Regions from separate parts of the Homo sapiens genome. Here all the other regions are linked to region 1. The links are chromatin loops, found by intact Hi-C in ENCODE. Cell type or tissue: B cell. All regions are shown on one strand.

Region 1 (8,000 bases):
TTCCCAACATGTTTTAACTTTTCAATTTTTATACTTCTGTTTGACTTATTTTTTTTTTACTTTAGATGCTGTTTGTATTAAATTAATTCTAAAAGTAAGACTAGTTTCCTACCTTTAACTTCAGTTCCCCTCTGTAAAGGAAGCCAGTGCTGAAAATTTCTTGATATCCACAACCGTACCAAGATTTTCCATGTGTGCTATACTCAAGTGTGTAGTTTTTACCCAAATTGCATATTGTTCTACACCTTTTTTTCATATATGAATATATTTCCCGATTTAATGAATATTTCTATAGCCCATACTACGTACCAGGCACTGTTTAACTATTTATTGTTAAATTTTCAGAATAGTCTAGTGTTAGTTTTCTCATCTGTAAAATGAAGGTTATATAGGTCATAAGTTGAGTAACTTGTTCAAATTCACATTTGATAAGTCGCAGATCTGGGATTTGAGCCCAGCCAGCACGGCTCCAGCATATACGCACTTAACTACTGAGCTGTGCAACCTTCCCACGTACCTTGTGGGTCTTTGCATGCCTGTACATGGAGACCTACCATAAGCTTTTTAATAGCTACATAGTGTTTTGTAATAAAGATGGCTATCATTTAACTAGACTTTATTCATTTTAGATCCAATTATTCACAAATATGAATAATCCTACATTATATATCCCTATACATGTATTTATGCACATGTAAAAATATTTCAGTAGAATGGATCCCTGGAAAAGAAATTGCTGGGGTAATGAAATGAATTTTTAAATTTTGATTTACTGCCAAACAGCCCTTCAAAGAGGCTGCCAACTTATCCCAGCACCAACAGCAATGTGCATGAAAACCCTGAGATGCCCTGGAAGCAAGTTCATTACTGTTGGAGGCGTAAATGAAGCTTACTTTCTGTTGACCTACATAGTCTATGATCAAGGCACTAGATGGAGACGTGACGGGTGCTAAAACAGTGGTTAGAAAACTTTAGCTACGTCCAAACCAGCTGGAGGGCTTGTTAAAGCACAGATGGCTGGGGCCCACCCCCAGAGTTTCTGACTCAGTAGGTCTGAAGGATTTGTATTTCTGACAGTTTTCCAGGTGAGGCCGGTGCTGCTGATCTGGGCACCACCTTTGGACTGGGGCGGGGTTTGAATATTGAGTGAGCTTTTTCCAAAGCTCTCCAGGTGATTCTAAGGTGCGGTCAGAGTTGAGAACCTCTTCCCTGATTTTCTTCTTGATAACCCATCTTTAGGAGAGCACTTCTCAGAGAAGAATTTATTATGCAATGAAAATTTCCATCTAACATATTTGTCTTTGTAACTTCTAAAAATTCTCATCATATCACATCACAGCCCAGGATCTCAGAACCAGAGGAGCAGGTGACCTATTGAGCTCCTTCCACCACCTCTGAACTGGGTAATTCTCTGAGCTACTTGGCCCTATACCACACCTCTTAGGTACTAAAGGCAGAACTGACCATAACAATATCAGGTGGAAGAGGTTTTGTGACTTCTGGATGCCCTATTCTGTTTGTCAAAGGCTTATGTTCATGAGAGGCTAGGAAAAAACACTCAAGTGCTTGAGCTAAAGCCACTGTCTTCCTTGGGCCCCTTCTGATTCTCTGGCCTATCTGGGGCCATGCCTTGAATGCTGGCAGATATTGATCCAGCTTTTACTTTAAGTTCCTGTCGCAGTGTTGAGTGGTGGCTGAAACAATGGCAGCCACTAATGTTGATAGCTAAGCACTTACACTGGAAGGGTAGGGACTCCAGGTCTGTGTTCCTCCAGGTGGAACCTGGAATGGCTCTAATGAGCAGGACTGTCATGTAAAAGTTGCAAAAGTTGTCCAGTGTACAATACTCTGAAGCACCACCCTCACCATTTGTTGTAGACAATTTTCAATTTTCAGATGGCAAAAGACTATATGAAAAAATGAATACCCTTTTAAAATTTCTCGGTCCCATATAGGATAGGTCATCAAGTTACCAAGGGTGGCATGAGGTCACTGTTCCAGTGGGCTGGAAGAATCTGTTGTGCCTGGTATCATTGGTTTGAGACTGAGCCCATTCACTAACTTTGTTTTTCTTACCTCTGTCTCCAGAAGAGATTTCTAATCTGACAAACCAGGTTAGAGAAGGGACCAAGAACTTAACTGAAATGGAAAAGGTCAAGAAACTAATTGAAGAAGAGAAGACAGAAGTCCAGGTGACACTGGAAGAAACAGAGGTATTATCACCAGGGAGAAAAGAAAGTTTTCACTGTGACAAGGCAGAAGATCTGCATTCAGCAATAACAGCAGCACCAACAAAAGGACACGTATTCAAATGTTTATTTACTATATGCTAGGCACTCTGCCAAATGCATAATTTTAATATAATCACCGTAGGAAACTACTGTCCCCATTTTATAAAAGAGGAAATTGAGACTCAGAGAGCAGGATACACAACAGTGAATGCAAATCTCCTGATTGTAGTAAAAACAGGAACTATCTATCTTGTTCACCAGTTTATCCCCAGTGCCCAGACCCTCACTACTCAACATGTGGCCCATGGACATCGCTTGGGAGGCTGTTAGAAATTCAGAATCTCAGCCCTCTGCCCATCTCTGTTGAATCAGGATCTGCATTTTAACAAGATCCCTTGGTGGTTCATATGCACATTAATATTTGAGAAGCACTGGCCTAGAACATTGCCTGGCATGTAGTAGAGGCTCAGTAAATATTTGTCAAATGTTGAATGAATAAATATTCTCATAGCTGCCCCCTCTTTAAAGAGTCAGTCACAAAAGCTTTTCAATTTTTTTTCCCCAAAAACTTTCGGTAGTTTCAGAAATAAGATTCAAAGTGATGTTGTCAAACATTTGTTTCTGAAAGCTCATCTTTGTGCAGATTGACAGGAGGGTTTTCAGTGTTATGGATTCACAGTTCAGGAAAAGTCTCTGGCTGTATCTCTGGGTGTGCATTAGCAATTGAAAGGACCTCTAAGAAGACATTTCGCCAAAGAAGGTAAACTAACAAGGAAGTCATCTTATCATGATTCTTAGGTGGTTAAGAAGCCCTGTGCAGCCTCTTCTCAGAGCTGAACTTCATCTTCCTGACTCAGCCTTTGAACAAGTATTCAGACACATTAAAATACAGCCCTGATCCTCCCACCAGTAGAAAAAGAAAAAAGATTTTTGAAAGGTGTGGCAGTCAGTGTTAGGCAGGGGTCTCTTGGAAGGTATGGCGATGGAAAACAAGACCCCAAAGGACCACTCTGTGCCAAGCATTGTCTGTTAAATTTACCTCACCGTTGTGATTCCAGAAGAAACTTCCAAGCAAATGTGTCCATATTACCCTCTGTATAGAGTTGTCAGGCAGCAGCTCTCACCCTGTTATACATAAATGTTTCCTGAGGCTATCTAACTTTATACAGACTCCTTTTCGTTGGCAGTGTGGTGCCCTGTAGCACAGCTGGTCCTTACACAGTTGGTGAACTTTGTTTTGTTTACTCGTTCCCTTTGGTTCTCTGGCTATCCTGGCAAGGGACTTTTTGAAGCCACCACCTTAACTGAAAGAAGTAAATTTTATGATAGAAATTTCAAGTACTATGACAAGCCAATGAAAAATACAACTGGCACGGGCCATTTATGTCCTGTATAACACAGAGGCATCTTTGTGTATTCAGTCGATCATCACGTGGGTCAAGGGTGAGAATGACAGGAAGGCCATAATGCTCAAACCACTTAGTACCACTAGATGGCAACACATTCTATTCGCATTTTCTCCACTTCTGTCCTCAGCCACATCCATAAATACTTCATCAACTTGGACATGTATTTGTAACATTGCGTTATTTATTTTCCTGGGTGAGCCTTTATGAGAAACTTTATCAGATTTTTTTAAAGCCATAAAACTCACATTATCCCAGGTCATGTTCCCTAAAGATTCACTTTCTCAGTGCATTTTAGAGGGTTAGAGGTGACAGTTTCCTCTTGAAGGAACTACTACACTATTCCCTCTGAGGAAATTGTTATCCAAGCATTTGTTTTTGAGTGTGCGTTAGCAATTTTATTTTCTTTTATATTGAAGGTAGTATCAAGATAACATCAAGGGAGGTCTTATTAAAATTCCCATCATCTTTTTATTTTTATTTTAAAATTGCAACTCAGTTTTACTTTTTTACATTTTGTCATATCTGCTAAGCACGCCTCAAAAGAGGCTATGAAAAAATTACTTCTGCCCTTAGGACTGCCTGTAGCTAACTGACCACAAAATTGCATCACCCCTTATGCCCTTATATCCTTGGTATTCTGTAAGTGTTTTTTGGATTTCTTCTTTTATATACATTTTTAGCTTCAGGACGGGTTTTAAAGATTTAGCCAAACCTATGCTTTTAGAATTGAATTGCCTTTATAACATCCCTGCAAATAATTGCCTTAACTATATTTGAATACACAAAGGGGCAAGGAATCTTCTGCCTGTCAAAGAAATTCATTTGCAGTAGTGGTACCAATTATGGTGTTAATGGCTCACACTGAGTGTTACATGTCAGGTACATTGTAAATTCCTTTATTTGTTCTTCATATGACAATATTTGGACACTACCCTGTTGTTTGTTCTCTGAATACATCCAACTTTTCCTCTATCCCCTCGTGATGTCCAGAATTTAATAGAAGATTCCAGGTAGGAGTTATCACCTTCCTTGTTCTAGCTCTGATACTTTTTAAAATTTATCCCAAAGTTGGAATATGTTAGAAAAAGTCAAGGGTAATACATTAAAAAGTTTAAATATAGTCACAGACAAGAGTGAAATTTTCTATTTTAAAATAGGCTTTAAAATTCTAGTTCTGGAGCTACAGCTGAAAGACCTAAGAATGTCAAATCTATAAGTGAAATGACAAATGAAAGCAGTTGCTTGTCTCACTGTGTTGCAATCTCTAGGGACCTGGCTTGAACCTATATCTCTCCCAGTAACTCTAAGAGAGCTACATTAGCGACATATGTTTTGGGTAAAAAATACAATTTTGTCTAAAAGTGGACTTCATTTAATGCTTTTTATTTATGTATTCCAGGGAGCCCTGGAACGTAATGAAAGCAAGATTCTTCATTTCCAGCTTGAACTCTTGGAAGCTAAAGCAGAACTTGAAAGAAAGCTTTCAGAGAAAGATGAAGAAATAGAAAATTTTAGGTATTTAAGATGATTTTGATGTGTAACAATTATGTATTTCTGAATCCTTGACTAAACAGAGCTCATTATGTCTGGCTGCTTTTATGGCCCCTGTTGGAGCATTACCAAAGAAACTTAGTGTAACTCTATATTATTTTCTTTTATATACAATATCTATAATCGTGTATAGATATTCCTTTATACACAATTAGATATCCTTTTATACACAATTGTGTATAGATATTCCTTTATACACAATTAGATATCCCTTTATACACAATTGTGTACAGATATTCCTTTATATCAATAGTGGTGAGCTTACTAGCTATCTATATACGATTATTGCCAGATTTTATAATTTTCTTATATTTGAGGAGCTTCTACTGTCATGTGAGACTCAAGACAACACCAAATAAATGATTATATGTATAAGGACTGTGCATACTGTCTGCGTGTCCCTATAATGCCACGTTCTTGGGCATTAAGAAATTGACTGAAAATGCTGAGCCATGGAGAAAAAAATTAAAAAATTAAAAAATTCAGTGCTGTACTTTCAGACCAGAGTGAAGTTTTCACATACCCCCTGCCTGTACCTGTAGCCATTTGTTTGAAGAGGAGCAGAAGCCAAGAGCTAAGCTGCTTATTGAATCCTTGTTAAAGCAGCTGAGTCTTAATAGTCAGGAAACTGAATTAGACAGGACTCATGGGTTGCAGAATGTTTTCTTAGCTTTGTCATAACAAGCTGATGACTTTAGACATTCCACTTCTTAGCTTCTCAGTGAAGTGAGGGGATAAAAGCAGTCCCTACATGTCACAGAAGGTGGTGAGGAAGATCAGTAGGCTGATGTTGGCAAAGCACTTCACACGCTGTAGATCAAAGGCACAATTATAAACACATGGAATTAACGATGATTATATTATCTAATCTGTTCCCTTAAGTCAATGCCATATGTCAGCAAGAAAAATCATTTGAGCCTGAGATTCAACTGGCAACTTACTTTCAATGTATTTGTTAAACAGTCTTTTTTTAAGAAAAAGAAAAAAAACCCTGTTAACATGTTCAATTGAACTGACCTCTTTCCCACAGCCCATTTTTAGACAAAACTCTCAAGGGGGTCAATTTTTTAATGAGGGTGTCAAGCCAAATTTGGCCTTCTATGTGCTTTGAGTTATCTTTGCTCTCACTCACTGGCATTTTCTTCTACAGGACTGACTGTGGCGAGGAATTCTGATCTACTTAAGAGGTTCTGAGTCAGTGTCTAAAAGAATTTTTTTGATGAAGGGCAAAAACCCTGGGCCTTGATATTTGCCCTACTTCTTTCCACAAGGAATAAAAATGAATGTCTCCTTGTGCAGATAAAAAAAAAAAAAGCAACAAATAACACTGATTTCAAGTAATATCAGACCTGTGCCTATAAATAAACCCAGCTGAGGAGAAATGAATCCTCAGAGAGCCTGTGTCTCGTCAGCTACATCTGAATGTCGTAGAGCAGTTCACCAATTATAATAATCTTAGTGCGAAAAAAAGCCAGAGATCCAAAGAGCTAGGGCTGGAAGAAGAAAGAACTGAAGGATAAGCATGAGCCATGAGGAGCTGAGAAAAGAAGGGGTGGACTGGAGGCAGGGGGGTGAGCTATTCATAAATTTTAGTTAATGATTCATAATAACTATAATAGGTAGATCCAGAAAGAAAAGATGAGCTTATCTTACAAAATATCACAAATACCAGCCCAGACCCTTTCTGCTCTGAGCACAGATTGTACCAAACTGCCAAGGTTTAATCTGATAGTTTCACTTTGGGGCTAGCAAGGGCATCTTAAGGAAACTGAATAGAATGCCAGGAGGAAAAAAAAAAAAAAAAAGCCAAACACAAGATTCCAAGCAATCAACGATAAGCCAGGGAAGTTATAGAACAAGGAAAATATTGCCTGAGGGCAAGATCAGGTTCAAGGTCCTATGCCCATATAACCCATCATTAACTCCACAGAAACAGAAGGTGCCCAGGAAGACAGGACCTGGTAAGTAAGTTAAAGGGACCAGGAAAGCAAGAGAAAGAGACCCACAGGCAAAGGCAAAACCTTGATAGTACAGCAAACTGGGTAACTCATTCAACTAATTCTCTGCTGCCAAGCCATGTCTTCCACTCTGGTGAGGCCTGATTCTGAATGAGCCCAGCCTGGAGGCCTGTTGGGGGTGAAAAGTACAAGCAGCTGGTATGTATGTGATATGTTTCACTTGTTCAACAGATATTGGAGTGCTTAATGTTCACCAGACACTGTGCCTCATATTCTAGTCAGGGCTTCATAGACATTTTTGGATGATAGGGTATTCCATTTATTTCTATAATAAATAAATAATGTTATAGTTGACACAGGTAGAGGTAGGGAGGTGACGGTGCAGTCACTGATGGAAGGAGAAGAAGAGCTGGTAGCTGGCTTTGATCTTCCCATCTTATTAGACAGGAAACAAGGCTAGCTTGAAGGCCAAATCATTGCCATAATTGCCATGTTAGTCAAGCCCTACTGCATGGCCCAAGACTGAGCTGACAACAGGTTGGTCAGGTGCATCCTGCATCTTCAGGGAATTCTCTGATTGGAGGAAATGTTGAAATGTGAGAGTCATCACACTGGTCCACAGCCATGGTCTTTCTGAGCTGTATTCTGCTCTCCCAGACACACCCAGAGAGGTGTTTTTGGGAATGAGGCACTGAACTTCTTTATTCTATCATACTGTGCTTGTTTGTTTTGGGTTGATCACTGATTGAAAGGCTAGGCAAGCTTTTTCTCTAAAGGGTCAGATGTTAAATGCTTTGCTAGCTACATGTTTTGTTTGCCACAGAGATGTGGCAACTACTTAACACTGTAGT
Region 2 (8,000 bases), 470 kb after region 1:
CCCATGCTCATTCCTCTTTCCTACTCTGTCTTAACTCTGTCTTATGTAACCAACTTGATAGTGGGTATAAAATGCTTAAAACAAACCAGAACACTCTGGAGGTATTATTACTGGGGTTAAATCTCTTTAATTGTATCATAGAGGTATCCAATGGAATATTCACTTTTTAGCTGAAATCCCAATATTAACGTTTCTTTTTAGCAAAGGCAGGGAAATGTGGCTCTCTTCACAGCCTTAATATGGCAGAGAATGCTAATAGAGGAGAGAAACACAGACAGGGCATGGAGGGCACAGTTCTGAGCAGACAGAGTCACAGTGCCATGTAAACAAACCCAGAGAGAGGCATTTCTGGGCAATTAGAGGCAGGTTATTTTGCAGAAAGTATTGGCGGGAGCCAATCTCTATAGAAATCAACAGACAAAGAATGTATTTAAAGCAAAATCTAAGAAATAGCAGAGATGGAGAATAAGCTCCAGATAGCATCAAAGTTCCACAAAGAGCTGCCACCATTCTAGCACTGGCTGCCCATCACCAAAACAGCGGAGGAGCCACAAGGACCAGCAGAATCTGATAGTGGACAAGTCCTGCTCATTTATAAGCAGCAATGACTCCTTTAGTCACAGAAGAAACTGGAGCTTTTCACTAGTCCACATTCACCATGTATTTTTTGAGGGATGGTTATCATTTATCACATGGGATTCGAAATCAGACAGCTGGGTGTGAATCCCAGCTTCACTCATTGTCAGCTTTACAACCTGGGGCAAGTTCCCTAACCTCTCTGCGTGTACTTCAGTTTCCTTATTTATAAAATGGGTTGAAAACTCGTGCCCATACCACATGATACTAAATAACCCACAGTATTACTGGGAGAATGAAATAAGTAAATAAGGGCATGCATGGCAGTTGGAATAGTTCCTGGCACAGAGTGAGAGCTGAATAAATCTTAGCTGTTATTATGACCTCGTAGAGTTGCTTAGAGGAAAAGATGAGATAGAATTCTTGCCTGGCATGTGGTAAGTACTTGAAAAATGTTTGCCATTGTTTTATACTTGATGTATTTATCATATACAGGTTTAATGGACATTTATTGTTAAATTCATCAAGTCCTAGGTTAACGAATCCAGATATAATTGTAGATAGATATCGGACTTGGCTAAACCCTACCTGACCTTTGCCGCTAAGATTCTAGTACACAGAATGGGCAAATGGGAAGTGCCAGCCCCCTACCCCCACCTCCACCATGACAAAGGCTGTTCTAGAAAAAGATTTCTTTCCAGTGCCTGCAATGTAATCCATCAGTATGAGATTGTGGTACACTTTCTTTTCCTGATAACTTTGGTAATTAAAGGACACCAAACACCCATCATGATTCAGCATTCTCTCCCAAAAAATCATATGGATTAAAGGCATCACAGTATCTATATGGCATCTGATCCTTTCCCATGAACCTCTTCCAAAATTCTCCTGCAGGAAGCAAGCCCTAACCTGCAGTGTCTTGGAGTGGGAAGCTCTAATACTGTCAACAAAAGATACTTTATTTAAAAAAAAACCATAACTGATCCTAATACGCAAAAGCTGAGAAAGATGAAAGTAGTGAAAAAGTAGCAGGAAAATATACGGACTGTCTTTGCACGAGTCAATTGAGATTCAGAATGAGGTTCACACAAAGGCCACCCTCCAACTGAGATTTACATGGTCTAAGTAATAAAGCAGCCACGGGGGAAAAACTCACTAACAAAAATGTTGCTTCCTCTGCTGCCTGACTGCAGTTGGAGAATGCAAGAAGCCGTGTGATCCCCAGAGAAAGTAAGAGAATGTGCGGTGCATAAGGAAGGGGTTAGGGAGGAGAGCCAGATCCAAAGGCTCCACTTTAACCTGAGAAGTACTGAAATTATCAAGAAGCAAAGAAAGCCTTGGCACCCTGTGGTCCATGATAAATAAAGCAACATGAACCATGTGACAAATCAGATGCCAGCAAAAAGTATGCTGTCTCTGGCCATCTTTTCAAACCTACTAAATCAACATCCCAAAGGCAAAGCGTCCATGATACTAAATAACCCAGTCTTAAAATGTCCAGTGTGAAGTTTGTTTGCTTTTTTGTTTTAAAGAAGCAGCTTTGTATTCTCAGGCTGTGTCTATATGCAATTGCTTTGATCATTTTCAGTGACACGGGCAGTCGATGCAATTGAACCAAATCAAATAAGAAGTGTCCTTGGTCAAACAGCTTGTTGGATCTGAGTGGCGCACTTCTCTCAGAACCTTCACACAGGTGAAGATTGCAGTATGGCTGGCCAGCCAGTCAGGCAGTCCATCATTCAGTCAGGATATCTACATCTCCTATGGAAGAGTCCTCAGGGTACAGTGTGGCTCCAGTGGAAACCCAATTTAAAGTGGTTACCAGATGACCAGCCTGGGGCCTCTCTGTCCAAAATACAGAGAACCTTGGGGCTGCGTCTTTAGTTTAACATGACTATCAGCCACTTTGATTTCTCCTGGCAGGAAAAGTAAAAATGAAAATTGCGCATATCCTGCTTTTGACGTAATGAAACATTTCATAAACTGAAAATCTTGGGATCCAATTATAAAGGCCAAATTGCTATTTTACTCACTAAGATAAATAGCTATGGTCTCCTTGATCTTGTCCTTTCTAATTTACCTTATCTCATGGATTCCTCACAATAACTCCATGGAAAGTATTTGTTCTAGTCAGGGATCTGTTGGTTGTGGTAACAGAAGCTCAATTCAGCTCAAGAAAACAGAAGAATAGGGGTTGGGGAGATGACTGTACAGTTATAGCGTAGTCTCACAGAATCTAGGAAAAGCTGACTGAACCATCAGGCTTCAGGACAGACAAAGTTGCCATGGTTCTCTCCTTCCACCACACCTCCCTTGAGTCAAGTGCCTACCTTGGTCTCAGCAGCCTCCATTTGGAGGCAGGATCACATGGTTAAAGCAAGAGGTGTCCAATTATCAGGGCCAAAGTGAAGGTCATATTGCTGAAGAAGAGGGCAGAAGCAAAGGATTACCCCCAAACAATTCAAATACAGCAATATGATATCCATTTGTCCCATTAAAAAAACAGGCACAGAAGAGTCAGGAGGGTTTAGTTATATGGCTAGCAAATGGCTCAGGCCTTTCAAGACCATAGGTGTTGAATTCAGACAGGTTTAACTTTTAATCCTACAGCTCGCTTGCTGTTGGCTCCTGGGCAGGTTATTTAATCTTTTTGCTTCCATTTCCTTGCCATTAAAATGGGCTCATGTCAAAGGTTTGTTTTTAGGATTAATTAAATGAGATAATTTATGTAACCCATCAAATTTAGTGCCTGGAACGTAGTAGCGCGCGCACACACACACACACACACACACACACACACACACAAAATAGCTTTTCTCTCACCTCTGAAACCATGTCCTAAGCTGCATGACCGTTTTACCATTGAATTACACATGGTCTCCTGATGTTCTTCTTCCATGCCTATGTGCTGCCACTCCCAAAGACTGCCAGCTTCCTGGGGACCATGTCTCATTTTTCTTGCATCAGACACTGGGGCTGGCTGAGCACATTGGCAGTCTCTTCAAATTCTTGTGGAATTAAACTGGCTGAATCAGTTTGCATGTCACTTCTTTTCCTAGAAAATCCCCTGAGGACCATGTACCATCTTGGTTTTATTGAGTCTTTCTCAGGCTATCTACTTCTCTGGAACACCAACCTATTTTTCCCTCTTTTCACTTCTCTCTTTCTTTCATGCAGCTCCACCTGGAGGCCAGTGGCTTCAGTTTGTCACAAAGACAAATTTATTACAGCAAAAAAGTGCCCCCTACTCAAGAGCTGTTCAACTCCAGAAGACTCCAAATGAAGAGAAGGGATCCTGAATTCTGCTTCTTGGGTATGTTATCATGGGATTTATTTGTTGTGGTGTGGAGTAGAGGGCGGGCAATCTTTATGCCAATAGATAATTGAGTAGTGTTTAAAGTGGAGAAGTACTTTTATTTTTTTAATTTTATGTATTGATTTTATTTATTTTATTATACTTTAAGTTCTAGGGTACATGTGCACAACGTGCAGGTTTGTTACATATGTATACATGTGCCATGTTGGTGTGCTGCACCCATTAACTTTTACATTAGGTATATCTCCTAATGCTATCCCTCCCCCCTCCCCCCACCCCACGACAGGCCCTGGTGTGTGATGTTCCCCTTCCTGTGTCCATGTGTTCTCATTGTTCAATTCCCACCTATGAGTGAGAACATGTGGTGTTTGGTTTTTTGTCCTTGCGATAGTTTGCTGAGAATGATGGTTTCCAGCTTCATCCATGTCCCTATCAAGGACATGAACTCATCCTTTTTTATGGCTGCATAGTATTCCATGACATATATTTATTGCAGCACTATTCACAATAGCAAAGACTTGGAACCAACCCAAATGTCCATCAATGATAGACTGGATTAAGAAAATGTGACACATACACACCTTGGAGAAGTACTTTTAAAGCAAGTATTCACATTATGAGAATATATCAGGTAGGAAGTTGATAATTGCTTGTCCAAAGATGTCTTCACATTAGTCATCTCACAATCTTCTGTGAGTTATATGCAAAGTCTAGATAACAACACAGTGCTTAAAAATCTCCTAGACAAGGTTCTGACTTTGAAGAAAGATATAGCATAAGGATGCATTAAAGATAGAATTAGGAAGGGGAAGAAAACTCATATATGACAAACATTATCATGTGTCTGCATTGAATTAGGCACTTTTCATGCAGTATTTCATTTTCCTATAGCAATTTTGCAAGATTGGTAATATAATCCTAATTTCAGAGGTGAGAATTATAAAGTTTATTGCCATAGGCTATACAATTAGTAAGGTGATATGCTGGGACCCAGCAAGAGGGTAGCAATAAGAAGATACCAAGTCAATCTTGCTTTCTCATACTGTTCATTTCCCTTTTTCATGCTTTAGGCAACACAACTTGACCACTGTGGACTGAGAGAGAAGAGTGGTCATCAAGGTGATTGGCTGAGTAGAACAGAAAGGAGGAATGGAGTTGTTTAGAAACCAAGCCACTGGATTGGCCATCATTCCAATGGAAAGTTTTGCACCACAGGTTTGCAGCTATTGAAAGACCATTCTGATTATTGCAAAATGATTAGCACATAGGCTTTTGAATCAAATTGAACTGGGCTCTGCCCTTTATTATATGTCCTTGGGCAAGTTACTTAACCTTGCTAAGTCTCCATTTTCTTACGTGTTAAAAAGGAGGATAATATTAGTAATTACCTCATAAAACAATTGTGAAGATTAAATGCAATAGCTTGTATGAAGTGATCCTTGTTTAGCATCCTGGTTCATAATAAGTACTCCAGAAATGTTAGCTGCCATCAATAGCGCATAATTTTAAAGAAATGGGCATTTTTTTATTACTGGAATTGCTGCAAAGATGACAAATAGACATCCTTCCTTAATAAAGGGATGTGATTCGTTTACAAATAGCAGCACACATTTGCATGTAGACAATAGTGTGATAATATTCTTAAATACAGTTTGTTCAGTTTGTTCTTCTAAGAAAATAAAAACACACTGCTTCCCGTTGATCCTGAACATTTCTCCCCCTCTTACTTGTTTACATTGTTAAATTGCTTAGCAACCTCTTTTTTAGGCTTGACTAGAGACATACAATTTCAATCAAGAGCAGGACAAAATACCACAAAACTTAAATAAATATACTACTGCCACATTAAAGATAAAACATAAAAATCACATTTATTTTTAATCACATTTCTTTTATCTTCTCATGACTTTGACTTTCTGCAAATTCAAATGTTTTTCCTTCCCCATATAAGAGGTGAAGTTTGGCTTCAGTAGCTCAGCGTGTGAGTGGAAGGGTGAGGAGCATCTCGGGAAGGGATGGGTCTCTCTGCTCTCAGTTCCAGAATCCCATCTCGTCATTAATCTTGTACTTTTTCTTCCCTTACTTTGGCACTCTGGACTAGCTCAACAATCATAGAGGGGGGAAAAGTGACAGTGATCAACTTTCCCTGTAGAAAAGGATCGAAACATTTCCTTTTTATGTTTTCAAAGGACAGGAACCCAGTCTTGTCTCATTTGCTCTGTTGAGTGGAGTAATTCATGAGCCCACATCACCTAGTCCTGAAATTCCTTCAACTACCAATGTACCCCTGCCAAAAGTAATATTCTCAGCTTTCTAATAACAGCCTTTCTTACCCTCTATATTATCATCCTATTTGCCTCATCTGTAACCTTCCCCAGAGGAGCTCTCATCATTGGCAAATTATTTTAAATCCTGTTTTCAAACCAGGTAGAACAACAACAACAATAATAATAGGCAAATGTTAGATGTAATAATTGGCTCAAAAGACCTAAGTGTGTTTTCCAGTGTTTCTGAGGGTAGGTCACTTCTGAATTCCAGAATTGGAGCAAAAACTTCAGAATTGCTCTCTGTTTCAGGTAGAGCCTTCCACAATATCTTCTCTCTTCCTCTCTTTCTCTGCTCCCTGTCCTCTTGAATAATAGATGGGATCAGAAGACCTCCCTCAAGTTTACCTCAGGTCCAATTTCTAGCTTTATCGTTTTTTTGGATTTGTTTGTTTGTTTTTTGTCTTGAATACATCACTTTACAATTCTGAGCACATGCCAAAGTCCGTTCAAGCTCCAAAATTTCTGCCCCCTTATACATCTGAGAGGGACTTTCATTTCTAGATAAGAAGTAGATGGGCTGGGCCCGGTGGCTGAAGCCTATAATCCCAGCACTTTGGGAGGCTGAGGCGGGCAGATCACGAGGTCAGGAGATGGAGACCATCCTGGCTAACATGGTGAAACCCCATCTCTACTAAAAATACAAAAAAAAATTTTTTTAATTTAAAAAAAAAGAAGTAGATGGTCACAGCAGGCTAACACACACACTGTTGCAATAAGAAAAAAAAAACAGGTAAACTGAAAGCGTCATTAAAGACACTATCTTGTTGGAAGCAACAGGAACTAGATAAACTCAAGTTCCTACATGAGCTTATAATCACCAGCTGTTTGCTTCCCAAGGAGCATTTGTTCATTGCAGGTAAAGGCTGAAGATGAGATTTCGGCCAAAGAGAAGGACTTTACTGGGTAAAAGAAAAATCAGCAGAAGTTTTGGTGAATGAATGGGATTGGCATAATAGATGGGAAAATAGAAGAGTGCAAAATGCAAGGCTCATTTCCATATGTTTTGGAATGGTGGGGAAGTCTTAAAGGGGCAGAACCAGAAAGAGAAAATAAAATCTGCTGTAGTCTGCAGTGCTTGAGAAACAACATCTTGTTAGAAATACGGGTTTACAATAAATGTCCAACAATTTTTCCTCATAAACCATTTGCCAGATTTGAACCTTTGTGGCATGGATATCTAAGATACAGCCTCTAAACCTCTGAAGAGCAAACTATTTAGAACTGTGGAGACAGGTAGCTGCTAGGCTTCTCATCAAAAGCCCAAAATTGACCTCTGCAAAAATCAGGGACAAATAAAAGGTGAGCTGGGATTTGCTAAAAATTGCAACTCAACCTCCTATCCAGCACAATCTCTGCCTGTCTGCCCATCAGAGGATAGGAGGAACCCTTGCTGGTAGACATTTCATCTGAACATTTTGTTTTGTTGTTGTCATTATTTTGTTTTGTTTGGGGTTATTTTTAATACCCAATATCTGTAAGATAACTAAAAATTACTAACATGAAAAGAAAATTGAAGGTATGATTTATAATCAAGAGAAAAAAATCAAACAATAGAAGCAGACTCACAAATATAAAAATTAGCAGAAAATGACTTTAAAATAATAAAGATTATTATGTTAATGGATACAAAGGAACTAGGTATGTATTAAAGGTTAAGAGTTTCAAAGAGAATAAAAATGGCTAAGAAAGCCATATGGTTATTATGGAATTTGGAAAATATAATATCTAAACTTAGGAACTTATTGCATGAATTTAATAGCATGTGGGACATAGCATATTTA
Region 3 (8,000 bases), 730 kb after region 1:
TTGAATTTTAAAAATAATTTAAGACTCCTTAAAAAAGACGTTTCATAACACCATTATTAACTAAACCTTTCCCCATCTATTTCCAGGAACATACAAGACTCATCTACTATATGCTTAAGGCATCCTTGGTGGACGTAAATATTTTCTACGTGACCTCTGGTTGCTAACAATCCTGATATCATAAACCTTCCATTAATATTTCTGTGTCTATTTGTGTTGATTACTTATAAGCTATCCAAATTGGCTTAATTTTGTTAAAACAGGTTTCTAAAGCATTATTTATCAGCACTACCATCAGGGCTTCCACCATTCAGGTGTCATTTTGAAAAGCATTACAGGAAGGGAGTCAATCGCTATACCCTCTATGCTGGGCCACCATGGTACAACACACGTAAAGAGGCACACTCCAAAATCCAGTGAAAAACACTACTTCTGCAAGTTTAGGCTTTCCAGTCAGCAGAGCAATGCAAAGCTGATGAGTCATTTCTAAAACATGAAGTGCAATTCTAAAACTTTCAGAAGAGTAACAAAGATCCAATCTGTTTAATTAATGAAAGGTTACATGGAATTGTAAATCTGAACTTTTTTAAACCATAAGAACTTCATGATCACTTAGTGTGGATGTTGAAACTTGAGTGTCTTCCTTATCTACATGGGCAGCATGTCTTAACGGACCGGTCAACAATCGAAGAAGCTTTTAAAAACTGCTATAGCGAGACAGAGCAATTCAATTGAATCACACATGGTCTCCCATAAATATTACATAAATAGTGGTTTCAGTGGTTTCTGACAGAAAACTCAGCCTCTTTCTGCTCCTTTTTCCAACAAGCCATACTGTCAGGTATGGGAAACCCTAATGCTTTCATAAATTTGGCTCTGTCACCTCTTCAAGTCAATCAACAACCTCATTTTACTTGGAAACCACTTCACCCTTACTTTCTGCATGTCTACTACCACTTACACCCCTTGGCCTCCTCTTAGAAATATGGGGCTTCTGAAATCCTATTTGGATTTTGGAATATTGGCTTTGTAAAGAGGTACTCGTAAGCGGTGATAAAGAAGTCCAACTCAGGAGTAGCTCTAGGTAAAACAGGGAAGCCAGATGTGTTCATTTATGCCATCCTTCGACTTTGGTCTGTGAGGAGCTTTTCCAGACATTCCTAAGAACCAAAAAGCCCCATGTGGCCAGTAAGGAAGGTTTGGCTTGCTTCTCCATCATCCAAAAATAGGGCTCACTTGTCAAAGTCTGACAGCCTTCTGGCCACAGTAACACTTATGGGCTCAGCAGGAAGTATCTGAAATCCTGAATTACATTCACACTGAACACTTGTTCCTCCCAGCCTTCCCTGATCCCAGGGACTCAGACCCTGCTTTCTTACTGAAGCTGTTCATTGCTGATAGACTTTCTGTTTTAAAATGCCAGTTCTGAGTCCTTCCAGGTTGTCATAGGCTGGGCTTTCCCAATGAGACAACAAGGGTTAAGTAACATAATAAATTAAAACTCATTTTAAAATATGGCTTTGGGGAAGAGTAATTTTTAATGAGTCTTCATGAAGGAATTTTAGGTACTACGACATCAAGATGAGAGGGGCTTTTTTATAAAGCCCCCATAGTACAAGTTCAGAGGAAAGAGAAAGCCTGGACTGTACTAATCCCTTTCTGGTTCTGTTTGTTCATGTTTTATTTTTTCCATTTTATAAAGAAACAATCCTAAAGCAAGTAAGCAAGCACTTTAACAGAATCCTGTTGTTTCTGGGATGGATCTTTTCAATGTTGCTAGCCACACACTATGTCTTCTTGAAGAGGTGATATTTTATTTATCTTTGTATGCCCAGTGCTATTGTTGTGCCTGGCATATATTAGGTGCTTAATAAATGTTCATTAGATCAATGGCTCTGCTGCTGGGAAACCACACAGCTTCCATATTCAGCACAGCAGGACCTGGACAAAGCTGAGAAAATATGCGACTCAAGCCCAGAAAACTCTATGAGCCTGAATTTTGGGTAATATGCATTAAATTATTACCATGATATGTAAATTCCATACAAATTAAAAATTATGTATCATCTGTGTCAAAGTAAGATATGTACGGTGTCAAACATAACTGTAATCTCTATTATCTAGACTACAAACTTTACAACTTGCGATCTTATATTCAATAAGAAAATGGCACAGACGCCATTTCAAAAGAACTACACAAATCTTTGGCTTTTTTTTTTTTTAATGAAGCCCTTAAATATGACTTTGAAAGAAATCCTAGACCATCCTGCTTAATTTCACTTTGTCTATGCTTCATATCTCATGCGATTTGACACAAATGTTAACTGTGAACTCTCTTTTTTCCTGAATTTGTAAACCCGCATCTATAAATTATTAGCTGCAAACTGTGTAATCTTGGGCAAGAAACCTAACCTCCCTGTGCCTTGGCATCCTCATTTGTAAAAGGAAGGATAATAACAGTATCTATTTCATTGTGAGGATTAAGCCATTTTTATATACACATACACTGCTTGGAATAGTGCTTTGCAGTAAGTGCAAATGAAGATTTGCTATCATTATCATCATAATTAATCATGGACTATAAACATTCAAGTCAACTTGAAATAAACTACAATTAACAACTTTTTTTTTCTTCTTGAGAAACGGTCTTGCCCTTCTTGCCGAGGCTGAAGTGCAGTAGTGCAAATACAGCTCACTGCTGTAGCTTGACCTTCTGGGCTCAAGTGATCTTCCCACCTCAGTCTCTAGAGTAGCTGAGACTACAGGCGTGCACCACCACACCCAGCTAATGTTTCAAATTTTTGCAGAAGCGAGGTCTCACTGTGTTGCCTAGGCTTATCTCAAACTCCTGGGCTCAAACAATCCTCCTGCTTCGGCTTGCCTCCCAAAGTGCTGGGATTATAGGCTTGAGCCACCATGCTAGGCCCATAATAACTTCTAACCATTAAACTCATGTAACCAAAAAAAGTAAAAAATTCATTCAATATTATTGAGAACCTACTATTAACCAGATGTTGTGCTAGGTTGACCTATGCTGCTTTAATCCAGTGCTCTCCTCACTAAATACCCTTAGGTAAAGAAATATCTCTGCATGTCAAAAATCTGTGGGTAGAGAAAAAATGGGGGTGGGGGGCAAAATATAAACAGCAGGAGCTTGGTTAAAATGTAACAATTTATAGTGACTAAGAATTCCATGAAAATGCATTTATTGGCATAAAAAGACACTGAAGATAAGTGGGAAAAAAGGTTGCATAGAATATAAGAGCCTGATTCCTTTAAAAAAATACATAATAAATATGTGCTTATATACACATAAACCAAAAAAGCCTGAAAGAATGAATGCTAAATTGTTTACGACATTATTTCTCTGTGATAAAATTATGGATGAGGTTTTCTTCTTTTTGGTAATTCTATTTTCTAGCTTTTCTTTAACTTAAAATACAAATAATTCAAAAATCAAAAAAGAAGACGTTGGGGTATACTTATAGTTCCGTAAACAATAAGCTTTTAAAAATACTAATAGGCTAAAGAGATTAACCAAATCATTGGTAAATTTGTATGCACTTAAGAATAAGATTGTTAGCTTGTTAATACAGATGTTTCTCAACTTACAAGTAACTTAAAAATATAATTAGTGGAAAATGTCTTTAATATACCCAAGTTACTGAATATCATAGCCTAACCTAGCTTAAACATGCTTGAAAAACTTTTAGTATTCGATAAGTTACATAAGATATGCAACACTATCATAAAATAGGCTTTCTGTTAGATGATTTTGCCCACTTGTAGGCTAATATAACTGTTCTGAGCATGTAGGCAGGCTAAGCTAAGTTATGATGTTTGGAAGGTTAGATGTATTAAACGCATTTTTTGACAGGATATTTTCAACTTACAGTGAGTGTATCAGGATGTAGCCCCATTTTAAGTCAAAGAGCATCTGTATTTGAAAAATAAATTCAACACTAAGAAATTTTTCAGAGGATCAAGGTCAGTGGTTCTTAGAACTTTAAAAGAACTTTGGAACCACACCAGAAATATAATCTGTATCTCTGCCACAAGCACAATGCCCTACCAAAGCAAAATACCAAAGCTTATTTTCTAACTAATGGATATTCTAGCAGGGGACCAGTTTTCTATGCTTTCCATATTTTTATAAAATTAAGAATGTAAAATGGTTATGAAAGCAAGTTTCCCAATGTTATTAGTACAGGTTACCAATGTCATGCTATGTTTGAGAACATATCAGGAATGTTCTAGAAACGTTTCCTATGATGAGTGGGCAGTATGACAAAATGACTGGTTAAAATTTTTCACTTAAGATTATTTTAAAGTATATATGAATCCATATATTCATGAACAACCAACCTTCAGAGAAAAAAATAAAAACCTGTTCCAATTATACCCTCTAGTCAAGAATGCTTCAGGATAATGCTAAACACAATTACAAGATGCCATCTAGTGGATGTTTTTATAAAATTTCTCTGCTTGCTTACATTTAAATCTTGATGAAATGATCTTTTAAAAAGCTATTCTGCATGAAAAAACACCTATCCCTTACACCGCTTTCTCACCAATTACTGGTCTGAGCTGGTGGACAACATATTTTAAACACACACAACTCTGACTGGTAATATTGATTTTAAATCTCAAGTTGAATATCTGCCACTACCACAAAGAATAAGGAACAGCCCAGTTATCTCCTAAGTGGTCCAGGACCTATAATGGCTGCATAACACAAGTTAGAAAGGAGATTCAATTTAACATGCTTTTATCATTCACTTCAGATGATGATGATAAAAGATTAGCATCATTATATCAGGACAGTAATTACTGTTACTGCTGCCCTACATTTTATGAAAACAAACTCACTTGTTCTAAATAAGCTATGTCTGATATTTAGAAATCAGTATAGTGTTTCCAGCAAAGCTGTGAAAGTGGTACCATGTCCCTACATGTACACAGCTGTAAAGGCTCCTTTTACCATCAGGGTGGCAGTAACACAAGTTATGATCAATTAAATGGTATTAATGAAACCAATTAATGTAGCATAAATACATAAGGCAAAATGGAAGACTGATATCCAACCAAATGTTTATTTATAGTATTAGTCTATGATAATTCAGATACAATTTATAATTAAACTTAATCAGATGAAATCCACATCTATCTAAATTACCTTAGTTATAGACTCATTGTTTTGTTTTCTTTTGATCTTTGGAAGCAGATTCTATAATTTTTTTTAAAAGCTTCTAATTTTCTAGATATTTTCAGATTCCCACATTGTAAAACAGAAATTATCAATTTATTTGGAGGGCATTCCTACTGTGTGATAATAAAAAGTTTTTATTTTAAAAAGTTTTCTGTAGCCTATCATAACTGGCTTCCCTAGGAAAATTCTCCATTTGTCACTGCTATTTCTGGTGTCATATTTAATTTATAGGATAGTTTAAAGAGCTACTCTTCTAAAAATGAAACCCTTCAATATAGACTTGATAGGGACTGCAAATCCAGCCCCTGGAGATCATCTTGTCCCCCAATTCACAGATGACAATAAAAAGACCCACAGGAGTTAAAGGTTAGCTCAAGTTCACCAAACCAATTAGTGGCAGAGTTAAGCTCTGGGTCTCTTGACCACAAAATCAGAACTCTTTCCGCTATATCATACTGCCTTTTTATTCTTCCCCAAATAGTAACAGAATGTCTCCTTTAAAAGCTTCTTAAGGTACTATAGTTTCATTTTTGATCTAAAAGGTCCATGAGGGAACTGCTGCCTAAGTGTATCAGACACAAACGACGGTATTAAAACTGAGCTCCTCCATGATCATGAGAAGAGAGGGGCAAAGCAGCTTCTGTAGAGCAATCCAGATCAGTGGTTTTGACAAGGGGACTGAGAGACAACAGAACAGACTCATCAGTTATTGAAGTGAGAATCTGTGTTGTTTACTAAGAGGGCACAAGGAGCTGCTTCTGCTTCCCATCAGCACAGTCCTTAAACTAGCTGAGGCTGAGGGAGCACGATTTCCTCCGCAGGTGCTCAAAACATGATGGCCAAAAAACAGAAGTTCACAAACTAACCCTCAGTATCTGAGAAGAAAAGCTCTGATTTCCGTCAAAACTGCCATCTTTTGCCTCTCATCATATCACAGAGTAAGGACAGATACACTATACATTCTTTCAGCTCTGAACCCTTTCCAGTCTCCAGGGTCTGAAACTTTAATCTGGATCTTCCTATCAGATTAATGGCAGTTGACACCATTTATGGTATAGTTAAAATGTCCTTTCTTTCTTCTGCAACTTATTTCTTACAATTCATAAACCATATTCTGACATAATAAATGCACACATAAATGGAAGTCTGAAAACTTGGACTCTGTAAGCAGGAGCATGCCTTAGCTAAATCATCTAACCTGTCAATCTCAGGTTCCCTCTTTCGTGTCTGGAGATGGCTGGCCCCTACATTCTAAATTACTCTAAGCCTGTTACTTCTTAAAAACACTCTGCAACAAATTCAACACAATAGAACTTACCAGGCCTTGCCCTAACACTACCTCTTAGCAAAGGCTTTAACAGAAGTCTGAGGAGTGTAGTGATAGGACCAAATCTAAAAGGAGTTCTTTGTAAGATCACATGTGAATTGCTTTTGAGAAAGTCTCTTTAGATGTCTTACTTTGGCTCCTCTTCTATACAAACTGCTGTGGGAGCCTAAGAAAAGCAGCTTTCAAACATGCAAGTACACAGATTTGGTACTGCTGCCGCCAGGCTGCAACCGCTGCCAGGGGAAAGAAGTGAGTCAAAGCAATTCTACGCATCGCACGCCTCAATGTCTTCCCTTCACTTGGCAACAATACACTGGGATCAGTCATCCAGCTAAATGTCCAGAGTCCCAAAGTCATTACTAGCGCAAGGGTTTCTAGTCTAAAACTTCCAAGGTGATATAAAAGTTTAAAATCAGTACAAAGGAGGTCTTTTTATGTTACTACTAAACGCCTGGAATAATCTGTGAAAAATTAGAAGGGTAGTGAGACAATGACTTAGGAATCCTACAATGTGTGTGTTAGAACTTTCAGACACACCTTTCTGGCTCGAAGGCGTTACGGTACTTACTAAAAGAATCAAGAAGAATCAAAAGGCAGTTTTTGGTATTAGTTACATAGTCAGAATTTCCAAAGATATTTACATGTGAATGCCTAATTTTCAGGCTCCTCTGACATGTATTTCCAATTTTTAAGGGACTACAGATGATTTACTGACACGTTCTTTTCCCTTGAAAAATGTATCATCACAAGTGTTATTAATGGTTTGCGTCAAATTCTATCATATATGTTTGAATGCATTTTTTTTCTAAAGAGAGTGATTAATTTTACATTTTGTGGCCATACCACTTGTAAAGAACAGTTCACATCTGTCCACCAACATAAATAAAATACTTGAAGACTGTCACGAGGACAGTGCCTCTTTTGTCAAACTGCTCTATGCGTGTTTTACATGAAACAAGACTTCCAAATGTGGAAAAGGTATGTGTTTATACATGAAGAAATGTATTTCTAACAAGTGGGCTTCTTTATTTTAAAAATAGTTCTACATGTAGTATTTTATGATAATTTTCAAGAGTTTACAGTAGTCAAATGTTATCCAGAATAAGAGAAATTTCTAAAAAAAAACTTGAAGTGGGTCTTACTATAATAATTATCCGGTTGTCTCTAATAAGCAGCAATTTATAAAACAGAAAACTTTATTGTAAGGAGGCATACTTTTAATCAGTATTATTTTCATTCTTTGAGAGTCTTAGAATGTTTACCTTTTGCCTATGCTCTGAATTTTTCTGGGGAATTATACAACTGTTAAAAAGGAAACAATATGATTCCTGTGAAGGTTTTTTGGGGTGGGCAGGTAGGTACAGAAGCCAAAATGCTGGGTTTAAAAAAATGTAGATTAAAGCTTTATTAAAAACAGATTTTAAATGGCCATTTTATTAGAAATTGTTGAGCCTTTATCAACAT

What was found. Hi-C counts contacts between places; a loop is a spot of excess contacts. Peaks named below come from ENCODE experiments on the same cell type or tissue, not always from the same donor. Only the 100,000 strongest peaks of a DNase experiment are listed, where the experiment ranks them.
Region 2: it touches region 1 in a loop (18-fold over the local background); 49 of 110 quality-filtered maps call a loop at or near these places.
Region 3: it touches region 1 in a loop (2.5-fold over the local background); 13 of 110 quality-filtered maps call a loop at or near these places.

Annotation. Positions count from the first base shown.
Region 1 is chr3:108,402,493-108,410,492 of GRCh38, reverse strand. MYH15 (myosin heavy chain 15) reads left to right here. Exons shown (of 41, transcript NM_014981.3): 32 at 2,089-2,213; 33 at 5,040-5,155. Among named protein-coding and RNA genes, the nearest start is that of MYH15, 100 kb to the left of the region's middle. RefSeq lists enhancers at 3,447-3,506, 3,567-3,666. In B cell, a CTCF peak has its summit at 3,711 (motif pointing right); DNase peaks (open chromatin) are centred at 2,432, 2,952 and 3,722; H3K4me3 peaks cover 977 bases; H3K27ac peaks cover 2,282 bases.
Region 2 is chr3:107,933,992-107,941,991 of GRCh38, reverse strand. No RefSeq gene overlaps it. Among named protein-coding and RNA genes, the nearest start is that of LINC00636, 55 kb to the right of the region's middle. In B cell, a CTCF peak has its summit at 3,708; a DNase peak (open chromatin) is centred at 3,761.
Region 3 is chr3:107,673,364-107,681,363 of GRCh38, reverse strand. All of the region lies in intron 3 of BBX (BBX high mobility group box domain containing), which reads right to left. Among named protein-coding and RNA genes, the nearest start is that of BBX, 150 kb to the right of the region's middle. In B cell, a CTCF peak has its summit at 4,455 (motif pointing left); DNase peaks (open chromatin) are centred at 4,543, 5,933 and 6,573; H3K4me3 peaks cover 1,065 bases; H3K27ac peaks cover 4,017 bases.